Linked DNA regions of Homo sapiens: region 2 is linked to region 1. Evidence: chromatin contacts called from ENCODE Hi-C data. All regions are on one chromosome and are shown on one strand. The core of a region is the stretch at or near the end of the contact, and the rest is flanking DNA. Distances in the headings are between cores, read along the strand shown.

Evidence for each region. Hi-C counts contacts between places; a loop is a spot of excess contacts on that map. Pooled maps may share reads with other maps.
Region 2: a loop to region 1 is called in a map of CD8-positive, alpha-beta T cell, with 15 times the contacts of the local background. The contact joins the promoter of DCAF6 here to the promoter of UAP1-DT in region 1. A Hi-C loop is called at or near these places in 2 of 168 maps with a recorded cell type or tissue (CD8-positive, alpha-beta T cell and naive thymus-derived CD4-positive, alpha-beta T cell) and 9 of 50 pooled maps.

Annotation. Positions count from the first base shown.
Region 1 is chr1:162,559,155-162,564,709 of GRCh38, forward strand. UAP1-DT (UAP1 divergent transcript) reads right to left here and starts at 2,199. Exons shown (of 3, transcript XR_426859.4): 1 at 2,084-2,199; 2 at 1,321-1,498. It overlaps UAP1 (UDP-N-acetylglucosamine pyrophosphorylase 1), which reads left to right and starts at 2,568. Exons shown (of 11, transcript NM_001324116.5): 1 at 2,568-2,623. RefSeq lists a silencer at 2,157-3,056.
Region 2 is chr1:167,934,340-167,939,894 of GRCh38, forward strand. DCAF6 (DDB1 and CUL4 associated factor 6) reads left to right here and starts at 2,344. Exons shown (of 22, transcript NM_001198956.2): 1 at 2,344-2,669. The coding sequence starts at 2,573. It overlaps MPC2 (mitochondrial pyruvate carrier 2), which reads right to left and starts at 2,733. Exons shown (of 6, transcript NM_001143674.4): 1 at 2,600-2,733; 2 at 1,394-1,559. The coding sequence starts at 1,502. RefSeq lists enhancers at 1,360-1,469, 1,920-2,229 and silencers at 1,640-1,809, 2,410-2,479, 2,510-2,749.

The DNA of each region.
Region 1 (5,555 bases), core at 949-3,448:
GTGCTGGGATTACAGGCGTGAGCCACCGCGCCTGGCAGATATGATGGTTTTGTAAGGGGCTTCCCCCTTTGCTCAGCACTCATTCTCTCTCCTGCTGCCCTGTGAAGAGGTGCCTTCCACCAGGATAGTAAGTTGCCTGAGGCCTCTGCAGCCATGCAGAACTGTGAGTCAATTAAACCTCTTTTCTTTATAAATTACCCAGTCTTGGGTATCTCTTGATAGCAGTGTGAAAACGGACTAATACACTAACCAAAATTTTTCTGTGGTTTGTTAGTCTTATTGTTGACTCTCAAGGGCTTTCCAGGTATTCTCTCTTGTCATTTGCAAGTCGAAGTAGTTTTATGACTTTTTAAAATTCTTAAAAAATAATTTTTTAATTCTTATATATTTTTTCTAATTTATAAGCCTCTTAGGATTTCTGTTGTCTAACTTCATTAGCTGATACCTTTGGTGTAATGTCAAAAAATCATAGGTAGTGTGAACATCGTTGCCTTGTTTTCTTCAATCAGCTCTTAAAAGACCATGTATATAAAAAGTATTTCGAAGGACAGAAATAACTCTAGTGTTAGACATTTCTGGACATTTAGCTGGCAAGATGAGATTATGGCCCCTCTTATGCCTAGTAACCAGAATAACAAACAAATGAAACTTCAGCAAAAAAGGGTAAAAGTACAAATGTGATTTTATAGTAGTTCATTAAAAACATTGAGCTGGACCTCAGTTCTATCTTTTTTCTTTAAAGGATTGCTAACTAATAATTTTGCTCTTTACTCAGTCATTCATCTATGACTTATAGAATGCCTATAATATTCCAGACATTATCTTAGGTTCTTTCTCATTTTTTACTATACCCATGTGAAATAGGTATTAGCTTCATTTCATAAAAGGACATTGGAGTTTGGAGTGGTTAAATGACTTACCCAAAGTCACACAGTTAGTAAGCGTAGACTGATTTTGAATCTGGGTCTCCTAGTTTGAATTAATAAGTGCTCAATAATAAATAATAACTAAAGGTTATTTAGTGTTTACTGTTTTACATACTTCATTTATATCGATTGGTTTAATACAACCACCAAATGGCATTTTCATCTTTATTGTCTGTTTTTTATAGATGAGAAAACTGATAGCACAAGTAGCTTGCCAAAGATCACAAGCAATAAAGCTGAAATTGTCTTCAGATCCCATGATTAAGAAACCAATCACTACACTATAAACCAATCACTACACTATTCTTCTTTCAAAGAAACGAAGGAAGTTCTAGGATCATGAGAGATGGAGAGTATTCAATCTCCTGAATGTAAATCTACCAGCATTACTTACCAAGTTTAAGTTTTTCTGTTGTTACTTGAGGCAGTGGGTGATTATGCAATTGGTAAAGGGAATGAAAAGGCCTTTGCACCCAAGAAAGTAGAAGAAAGGCGCCTGAATCTCTTTATGATAGGTGGTATGTTAAATCTAGGTATTTTCGTATTTCAACATATTCCACTTCTTGCAAAAGCTGCAAAATGCAACACAACTTTAAATGTAAACATAGCTTCCAAGGGCACAGTGCTGAACATATAATAACCTGTGTGTGCACACCCACACTAGGTTATGTAACAGGACTGTAAACACTGGTCCTGGAATGGCCTGGGAGGTCATCTAGGTCCTCCACCATCTTTCTGCAGAGTACTGAGGCCTAGCGACGTTAAGTCTGCAAACTCACAAAGATGACCCCGGGCTTATACTACCTTAGGTTACCTACTACCTTTGCTTGCATTTCCTCTCTCCTTTCCTGTCTGTTTGTGCAAAAGAAAAAAGGCCTGGCTTCGCCTTCTTGGGAGCCAAAACACAACCAAACAGAGAGCGAGTTTGGAGCCCGGCCAGGCATCTTGTGAACTGCACACAAAATAACTAGCCCAAGGTCAGAGAGCGCGCCAGGCCCGCCCTGAAAGTTTCTCCGCAGGAAAATCCACCGCCCTTTCCCAACCACCCGCGTGGGTGGCTCGGAAATCCGCCACCCTGGGGACACAGCTCCCTGCCCATCTCTGTGGCCCGCTTGTGCCCCGTGCCGCTGGGCCGACTAAGAGCCTCGGGCTCGCACCTCCCAGTACAACCTAGGGACGTCAGGGGTCCTGGGACCCACGAGCCGCTCTCTGCCGGCCGGCTCCTGGCCCCTCCTAGCAGACCCAACCGACATCCTTCACCCTCAGTTAGTGCGCAGGAGGGACCGGGACGCCAGCCGACTGCGCTCCAGAACTATTCCCATTGGGCCAGAGAATGAGTGACGCACTAGGCCCCGCCCCGGCCCGGTGGGTTACTCCTTTCATGCCCGGCCCCCATCCCTAGCCCCGCCCCGGCGCCCCGGGCCGCGGCCGCCTCCGCGTCCGCGTCGTCGTCTGTGCTCCCGGCGCTGACGTGTCTGGGCGGTCGGCTTCCACTCCTTCAGGCGTCGGCAGCCACTAGTCGTGGCGAGAGGGGCGGGGTGGCCGGGGCTGGCGCTCCACTTGGCCCCCGCTCCCGGCCCGCCCCGCCGCCGCGGCCCCCCGGATGAGGGTATATATTCGGAGCGAGCGCGGGACGCCGATGAGTGGCCGCGCGGAAGGAGCTGGAGACGGTCGTAGCTGCGGTCGCGCCGAGAAAGGTGAGGGGCTCCCAGCCCAGCGAGGAGACGGCGGGGCTCGGGACCCGGGCGGGCGGAGGGCCTGGCCCCACCGCACACACGGCCACGCGCTCAGACGTGGACACGCGTCGCACGAACGTGCACAGCGCGGGCAGCCGAGCACACGCCGAGGAGCCTCCCGCTCGCCCGCAGACACACACCCCAGCCCGTGCGCCCCGCAGTCGCACCCCATCCTCCGCCACCCCGCGAGAGGGTGTGTGGGCTGGGCAGCCGGGTGGATGGCGGGGCCAGGGATGGAATGAGCGCGCCCCAGATGGACTGGGGGCGTTGTGGGAGGAGGTCTGGGCCAGTGTCTGAGTCCGAGGGGGTCGTGTAGGCGTGTGGGGTTGGGAGTGGGGCCTCTCCCGGGTGGGCAGTAGAGACCTCGAGGCTCTCAGGCTAGGGCCTTGTGGACAGTTATACCAAGTGTGGGGGCCTGTAGTGGGACAGGAGATCGTTGGCACTGTCAGGTGGAAGCGAGTTGGTGTGTCTTGAATATATGAGGAAAAGATTTGAGAGGTCTGACAAAGACAGGGGATACATTTGGAGGACAGGACAGTGGGACAAAACCTGTTTGCTTGCCACTTTTTTCTTTCTTTTTTTTGGTTTGGTTTGCCATGATACTGGTAGTGAGAGAGAATTGAAATTTCTGGGTTTCCCCTCTCTTGGCCAAGCAGAAGGATGGTATTGGAGGGCTGAGCACACGTATGCTGAACATATGGCTGCTTGAACTTTGGCCTGTCGCTGTGCTACACTTACTTCTACATGGTTTATGAAATCTGAAATCAGGTAATAGGATTATGATCATATGTGTGTGTCATTTGGTATTGCAAAAGTTTAAGGACTTTTAGGTGAAATTCACTGGGTGTGGATCCAAGAGTTCGCCGGAAACTCAAGGCAGTTGTCTATTCCTTCACGGTTAGTCAGTTGGCTCACTTAGCTGGAGCAAAGAAAGACTTCATAGGCTGTGCTGCCAAGCATTTATAGGATTCAGTTGGTGGTTATGTCTCAACTCTGATACTGTTTTTCAAAAGCTTTAAGAGGTTTACTTATTCATTTCGAGGGCATACGTATACCAGCAGAGATAGGGGCTGGGTGGGGGAAGCCAGAAAAGGAGGGAGAAATACTGGATTTCTTTAATACTGGTATTTAAATTCTAATAAAAATATATTTGATAATGGTAGATTATTACCAAATTTTTCATATATTTTGATGCAGATGGATTAGGCTGTGGGCATGTACCAAGTTTTGTCATAATTTCTCGAGCAGATTTTCAACTTTTTCAGATTTCGGTTGTCAAAATAAAAATCCATATCTTTTAACTCTTCTGTTAATTGCTGCTTACCATTACACGTGCCTCTAAACATCGTTAATGGGAAACATGCTACTATTTTTGTGGCATGAAGGTGCTTATATCTGCCTCAAATAAATATAATAGATGAATTGTGCTTGTCCAAAACTCAAGTATGGTCGTTACATTATGAACATTATACAACATGTAGATGAACACATGTTACCAGTGGTTTACGCCCAGATATCAAAGTTTAACCTATGAGGTACCCTTTTTTTTTTTATTTTTATTTTTTGAGACGGAGAGTCTCACTCTGTCGCCAGGCTGGAGTTCAGTGGCGTGATGTCGGCTTACTACAACCTCCGCCTCCCCGGTTCAGGCGATTCTCCTGCCTCAGCCTCCTGAGTAGCTGGGACTACAGGCGCGTGCCACCATGCCCAGCTAATTTTTGTATTTTTAGTGGAGATGGGGTTTCACCATGTTGGCCAGAATGGTCTCCATCTCTTGACCTCATGATCCGCCCGCCTCGGCCTCCCAAAGTACTGGAATTACAGGCGTGAGCCACCGCGCCCGGCCCTATGAGGTATCTTATTTGCATGGATTCATTTTCCCAAGTGTCTGAAGGTGGAGGAGTATCTAATGATCTTTTAGGAAAAGTTTGGTTTATATCTTAAAATGTTATAGTAATATGTTTGTGTATGCCTTTTATCAGACAGAGCACTCTTTACTCTTGACTATCTTGAAGGCATGTGAGAAAGGTTGGTTGTCTTATATTCATGAGGAAATCTATGCACAGGGAGGTAAAATGATTGCATAGAATCAAATGATAGAGAAGGACCAAGAACAGGGACTTCCTATTCTTTGGTTATCTGGTTCCTTGCTGATCTTCCTACTACAATGTACTCCCTTAAATCAGAGGCAAAGCAGCAGCATAAATAAGGTCTTGGGAAAGACTACATTCCTTGGAAAATAATTTAATATAAATCTGTTCCTCTCAAGTGTCTTTTTTAATGTGATTTTTTAAAATTAAAAAATAATAGCATCATGACTCTTGAAACCTATATAAATCAATAGGAATGCCTTTTAATACCATAATGAACATTGAAAGCTGAGTGTTGTTATTACCACCTCAGGGAACACACAGATGTAGGTTCTCTAGACCTGAGCTTGTAAATGGAGTTTGATGTTTAATGATCCTGGTGAGGTAGATACTATTATTAATCTCATTTTACAGATAAGGTAACCGAGGCATGGGGAAATTAAGTGGCTCAGCTTAGCCTAGAATTGTGCTCTGAACTACCATGTGTATTACTTTTCACTGTTCTTATAGGAAGAGAAGATAAGTGTCTTTAGAACCTACTTTTAACCTCTGTCTCTCACATCGAAGCAATTATAATGCAGTGATGATTCTTTACAGTGACCCTCAAATTTATTCCTTTCACTCTCATTTTCTCTGCCACTAATCTGGTTCAGACCTTTGGTATTTCATACCTGCAGTTGTCTTTTAACTTCTTTTCCTGCTTCTAGTTGTCCCTCCTTACAATCTATTGTATCCATTGCTCCTTTCTCTCATCTCTTTAAAGCATGGTAACACTGCCCTGTTTGAGAATCTACTGTTCGCTT
Region 2 (5,555 bases), core at 1,094-3,593, 5.4 Mb after region 1:
ACTTCACATTCAGTTGACTCTGTAAAGCCCAGATTATTACAAAAAGCATAGCTCAACCCTCCTTCCCGAAAATCTTTGCCACAAAACACAGCATAATTCCAAAAAAATTGAATGTTAAAAGAACTAAAAGGCAAATAAACAAAAACTTTTTAAATCAGTAACAAACTGTCCTTAATGATCAGTTTTATAATGGGTTCAATGTTGCAGTAAATAATATTAAGGGTTAGAGTATAATCCAGATGTTCAATTCATTCCATTATCAAACTGGAAATCAGATTTAGTAACCAGTTCAGACTCCAGAGAGCTGGTTCATAATCAGATAATGGGGGAACTAGACAACTTTCCTAATGATACCAACTACAGAATACAGATTTTAACTATGTAGGAGAATAAAAGCCACTTTTCGGGTAGCACTTCAGTCTTTCAATTTACAACACATTTTCTAGTTTGCCAAGTCTTAGGCTTGAAACAGACCTCAGAATATATCTGATGTTAGCCCCTAGCAAATAAGTATTATTACAACTCACTTTATAGAAGAGGTAACAGAATTCTAGATCTTTAATAAAGGGATTGGAATCTTTCAGTTTCTTACAGTTTTTTTTTTCAACCACAAGAACACAGTTTTCCAGTAGGCAAAGAGAGATGTAACGTTTACTGAGCATTTACAAAGAGTCAAGCACATATGTTATCTGTCATTCTCATAGACCGCGTATTACACAAACAGAGATCTAGGCTTTTGCTCAAGGTCACAACTATAAGTGGTAGAAGAGAATGATATCCAGGTCTGTCCACACAAAAAGCTCTGGGTAGAGCTTGTTCAACAATTTCATAAATAAGGATAGACTTAAAAAAACACACTGGACCTATGGGATGAGAAATGACACTGACTCAAGCCTGGATGAAGTAAAGCATGCAGTTTGGGGGAGGGCTCAGTCTGCAGGCCTCTGCCAGCAGCAGCTGAAGAAAGTGACCTTTACTCCAAACCCTACAGTGCGACAAACCACCCATCCAGCTCTGCCTAGAGTGGGTTAATATGCCACAATTCGAAAAGAGAAAGAGAATGAGTGTTTCATGGTGGCCCCAGACAGTTTGGTGGCCGCAGAAGTTGAGAAGGCTCAAATCTGGAGATCAGGTTTGGGTTGGAGTCGTGCGTAAGGGAGCGGATGTCACATAGGTGGGGAAGGGAGCTGACTTGAGATACGTTGGCTTAGGAAGAGATGTTGCAGGAGAGAGGGTGAAATGCACAGGCTAGGAGAGTAGACGGCTTCACTTGAAGGGAAGGGATTGGGGCTGTGGATGCCTCTAGAGGCAGTTGTCAGAGGGCCTCTAAAAGGTCCATTTTAGAGGAAGCGAGAAGGAAGGTCTCGATAAGGAGCCATTCAGGGTCCATTACCTGCTGGATGGTTGTACAACGGCCTCAATTTCTCGGGCAGCATCAGCTCCACTTTATCGAGGAGCCGGTGGTAGGTGGCCCGCAGGCCTCGGGCACCGGCGGCCGACATCGCCGCCGAGGGATCGTTGGCAGCCGGGTGGGAGCGTGGCTGTGTTCTCGTCCCTGGCTGACAACGAAGGGGAGCTAGTCACTTTTCCTGCCACGACGACTCGCGTCCGCCTCTCGCCTGGAGTACCCTTCCCGCGGCTTTCCCTGCCCGCTGTGAACCGAAAAGCTGCGGCCCGCGCCCCGCGAAGGTTGAGGGGGCGGAGGCTGCCGACTGCCAGCCCCCGGTCCGCCTCCGGCCCCCGGCAGGAGAGAGGGAGGAGCCATGGCAACAGGTGCCAAAATAATCACCTCACCAAGTCTGCGCTGCGCCCTGCTGGCAGCGCGCTTGCGCAGGCCGAGCTGCCCGCCATGATTGGCCCGCCCCGAGGCGCGGGCGGGGTCGAGCGGAAACCTCCTCCTTCTCCCCATGCCCTCGAGGCCATGTTGGAGAAGGGAAAGTGAAGCTGCGCTGGTTCTACTGCCCTTTCACTTTGATTAAGCAGGCCCGTAGTTAAAATGGGTTTTTGGGCCTTCAGTGCCTAAAGATGATGCCGCACAATTCTCTTGCTTCTTTTCACTGGAGACTCGTGAGCGAGAGACTACAGAATTGAGTAGCTTCTCTCTCTACTCGTCTTTTATCCCTAGCGACTTAAGGATCTGGTTAGAGTGGCCCGAATGCATTCTTCCAGGGTGAGGGCAGCCGCAGCACACACCAGCCTCAGTCCCCAGGGTGGTCGTCATCTCGCGAGAAAGGGTTGGCGGGGAGGGTATCCAGGACGAGGAGAGGGAGGAGTCGCCATCGCCTCCGCCTCCGCCTCCTCCTGTTGGAGGGGGGCTGAGGGAGGAGACTGTTGCTGATCTTTGGATGTTCTGGTTAGTCTAAGAAGGAGAGTATGAGGCGAGCTCCGGCCCGGGTGCGGCCGGGCTTCAGGGGCCCAGGCGCCGCTGCTGCCACCGCCATCTAACGCTGCGCCCTGGAGGCCCGGCGCGCGGATGGTGCCGGTGCGGCTCGGGTGTTGAAACGGGTGTCCCCTCCCCCTCCTCCCCTCCCCCACGCGGTGGTCTCCCCTCCCACCCGGCTCAGGCAGAGCCATGTCTCGGGGTGGCTCCTACCCACACCTGTTGTGGGACGTGAGGAAAAGGTCCCTCGGGCTGGAGGACCCGTCCCGGCTGCGGAGTCGCTACCTGGGTGAGCGGGGGCCCCGGGGCGGAGGCGCTGAGGTCGCCGCCTAGAGTGGGGGAGGGGGCACGCTGCCGGGTCTGTTGGAGGTGGGACGGCGTCTCGGTGGGGGCGCCCGGAGACTCTGGGGTGTTGGGTGGGGCCTTGGTTGCCGAATTCCGTGCCGGTGCCTCCCCCAGTCAAGCCCCCTGTGCATGCTGCCAGCCGCCGCCCTTGCTGGGTTTTTCTCGGAGGGCCGGGCCGTGGGCAGAAGGTACTGGCTTGTAAAGGTGTTGGGGTCGCTGATGGGTTGGGACTCGGGAGACTTGCGGAACCTCCAGGAGCTGCCGCGTTTAGAGCAAAAGTTAGCTCTTTTGCTCTTTTCCAGCGCGCTTTCCCCGCTCAGCCGAAGAACCTAAGTTGTTGCCCACCCTCTCCTTCAATCTCCAGAGGGTTTAGGTGTCGGCTGCGACGCGTTGACCACCCTCAGGGACTTCACGCTCCAGACAGAATCCGTGTAAACTGTTTTTGCGGCGCTGAGCCAAAACCTAAAAGTGATAGCTGAGCTCTCCCCACCCCCGCGCGCTCTCCCAGTTCCACTCTGCTCTTCAGTTCGTTTTGACCGCTTAAAGGTGGTGTAGGGTTTCACGTTCCTCTTCCCACCCCTGGAAAACACACTTGGCATTTACAGTTTCGTAGTTAAGCTTTCTAAAAACAACCTTCAGTACTTGGGGGAACAGTATTCCACTTTTTTCGTTTTGCATAACATTTTTTTTTTGAGGATTCTAGGTCACGCCCGAGTCAACTAAAAAGTTTGGTTTCTTAAAAATGGACGTACTTAGTAAAGGTCTTTTTTGTTTCTTCCTGTATACTCTTCATTACTCTTTCTTTCTATTTGGAGATACGGCAAACAACATCATAAAATTTTTTTCTTTCCAGTTTTGCCACTTGCTAGTTAAAAAGTGTTTGTTGCTCTCATTTGTTTTTGATTTCAAGTAAAGAGAAGAAAATGAAATCTCATTACAACCAACAGTTCTGGTTTGTAAATTATTTAAGAAAAGTTAGCATGCAATTTTTTAATTCTTTTTAGTGTCTCAAGTAAAATACGAATACATTTTGTTTATAAAAACTCAATAAAAATGAAGCAAAAATCCCTTTGATCCCTCCCATTCAATTTCACTCCGCCACCCTTAGAAATAATATTTTCTGTTTTCTGAATATTCTTCCAGACCTTTTTGTTTGCATTCTTACAAGTACATATGTACATGTACAAATGCTGGGGTGTGTGTGTGTTTGTGTGTGTATGAGAGAGACACCTGAGTGCATGGTGTCATATTGTAAACATTGTTTTCACTTCTCCACATTTTGGAGATCTTTCCATGGCAGTAAAAATAGATTGATTCTGTCTTTTAAATTATTACATAGTAGGTAACATTATGAAGTACCATAGGGTACTCAACCTTTCTTCTTTAAGTAGACGTTCGCCCTTACAGCATTTTAATGAACATCATTCTACAAGCTTCTGTGCATTTGTTGTAGGATAAGTACCTAGAGTGGTGATTAATCATTTTAAAATTGAACATAGCTGGAGTCTGGTTTTTAAAACTATTTACCAAAAAAAGTGTGCAGTATTTCTTTTAGAATTTATTTGCGGAGAAAGAACTTAATTTTAGCTTAATAAAACAAACGTTAACATTGTTTTGCATGGATACATTTATAATTTGGTCCTTTATCTCAGTTGGACAGTTTAAGTACTTGTATATAGTTCTATATTTTAGTGTTTTCTTTTGGTTCAGTTACTTCAGCTATATCTACAAACGAGTTAATTAAAATATAACAAAACCATATACCTGCTTTTCCCCCTCCTACTCCAACTCCCTAATGGAAATGGAATTTGTGTATTGGGTCTAGGGGAATTGAAGGGTTCACTGACTATATTAGAAAGCCTGAATTACAGTTTTTCAAATGTGTATGTATACATACAGGGAGTTCTTTATCTTAAATAATATTTTAGATATGATAATATATACTCTTAAAATAGGACATTTTTGGAATGACTTCCTTTAAAAGTGGTTTTCTAAGTACTTGAAAATACTTTTTGAAAGTATCGAAACTTGAAAATGTTTGCAAAGAACTAATTTATTGGCCTTTACCCTTAGTAGACCTTTACACTGTTATTCAGCTCTTCTATACTACAGTGCTAATCCTGGCTTTGCATTCAGGAAGCAGCAAAATCCACATTGGTAATGTTTGAATTAGTGATGGTTTTTTTTAAAAAATGACTTTCCCTCCCAGTTTTATTGGGGTATAATTGACAATTAAAAATTGTTATATTTAAGGTGTAGGACTTGATAACTTCATATACAATCAAGTTAATTAACATATCCATCATGTCACATAATTACCATCTTTTTTTGTGTGTGGCGATAAAATGACTTTATCATTATTATTAATTTTATTTTTATTATTAGATAAAATGACTTTTTAAAGTACAGTACTCTTGGCCGGGCGCGGTGGCTTACGCCTGGAATCCCAGCACTTTGGGAGGCCAAGGTGGGTGATCACTTGAGGTCAGGAGTTTGAGACCGGCCTGGCCAACATGGTGAAACCCTGGTCTTTACTAAAAATACAAAAATTAGCCGGGAGTGGTGGCGTACGCCTGTAGTCTCAGCTCCTTGGGAGGCTGAGGCAGGAGAATAGCTTGAACTTGGGAAGTGGAGGTTGCAGTGAGCCAAGATTGTGCCACTGCACTCCAGCCTGGGCGACAGAGGGAAACTCTGCGTCATAAATAAATAAATAAATAAATAAAGTATGGTACACTTATAAAGCCTTCCTTTTAAAAGTCAAATTCCAAGTTAGGATTTTCCTAAGGAAATAGATTCCTTTTTTAAAAGACTTCAATATTTAAACATTACG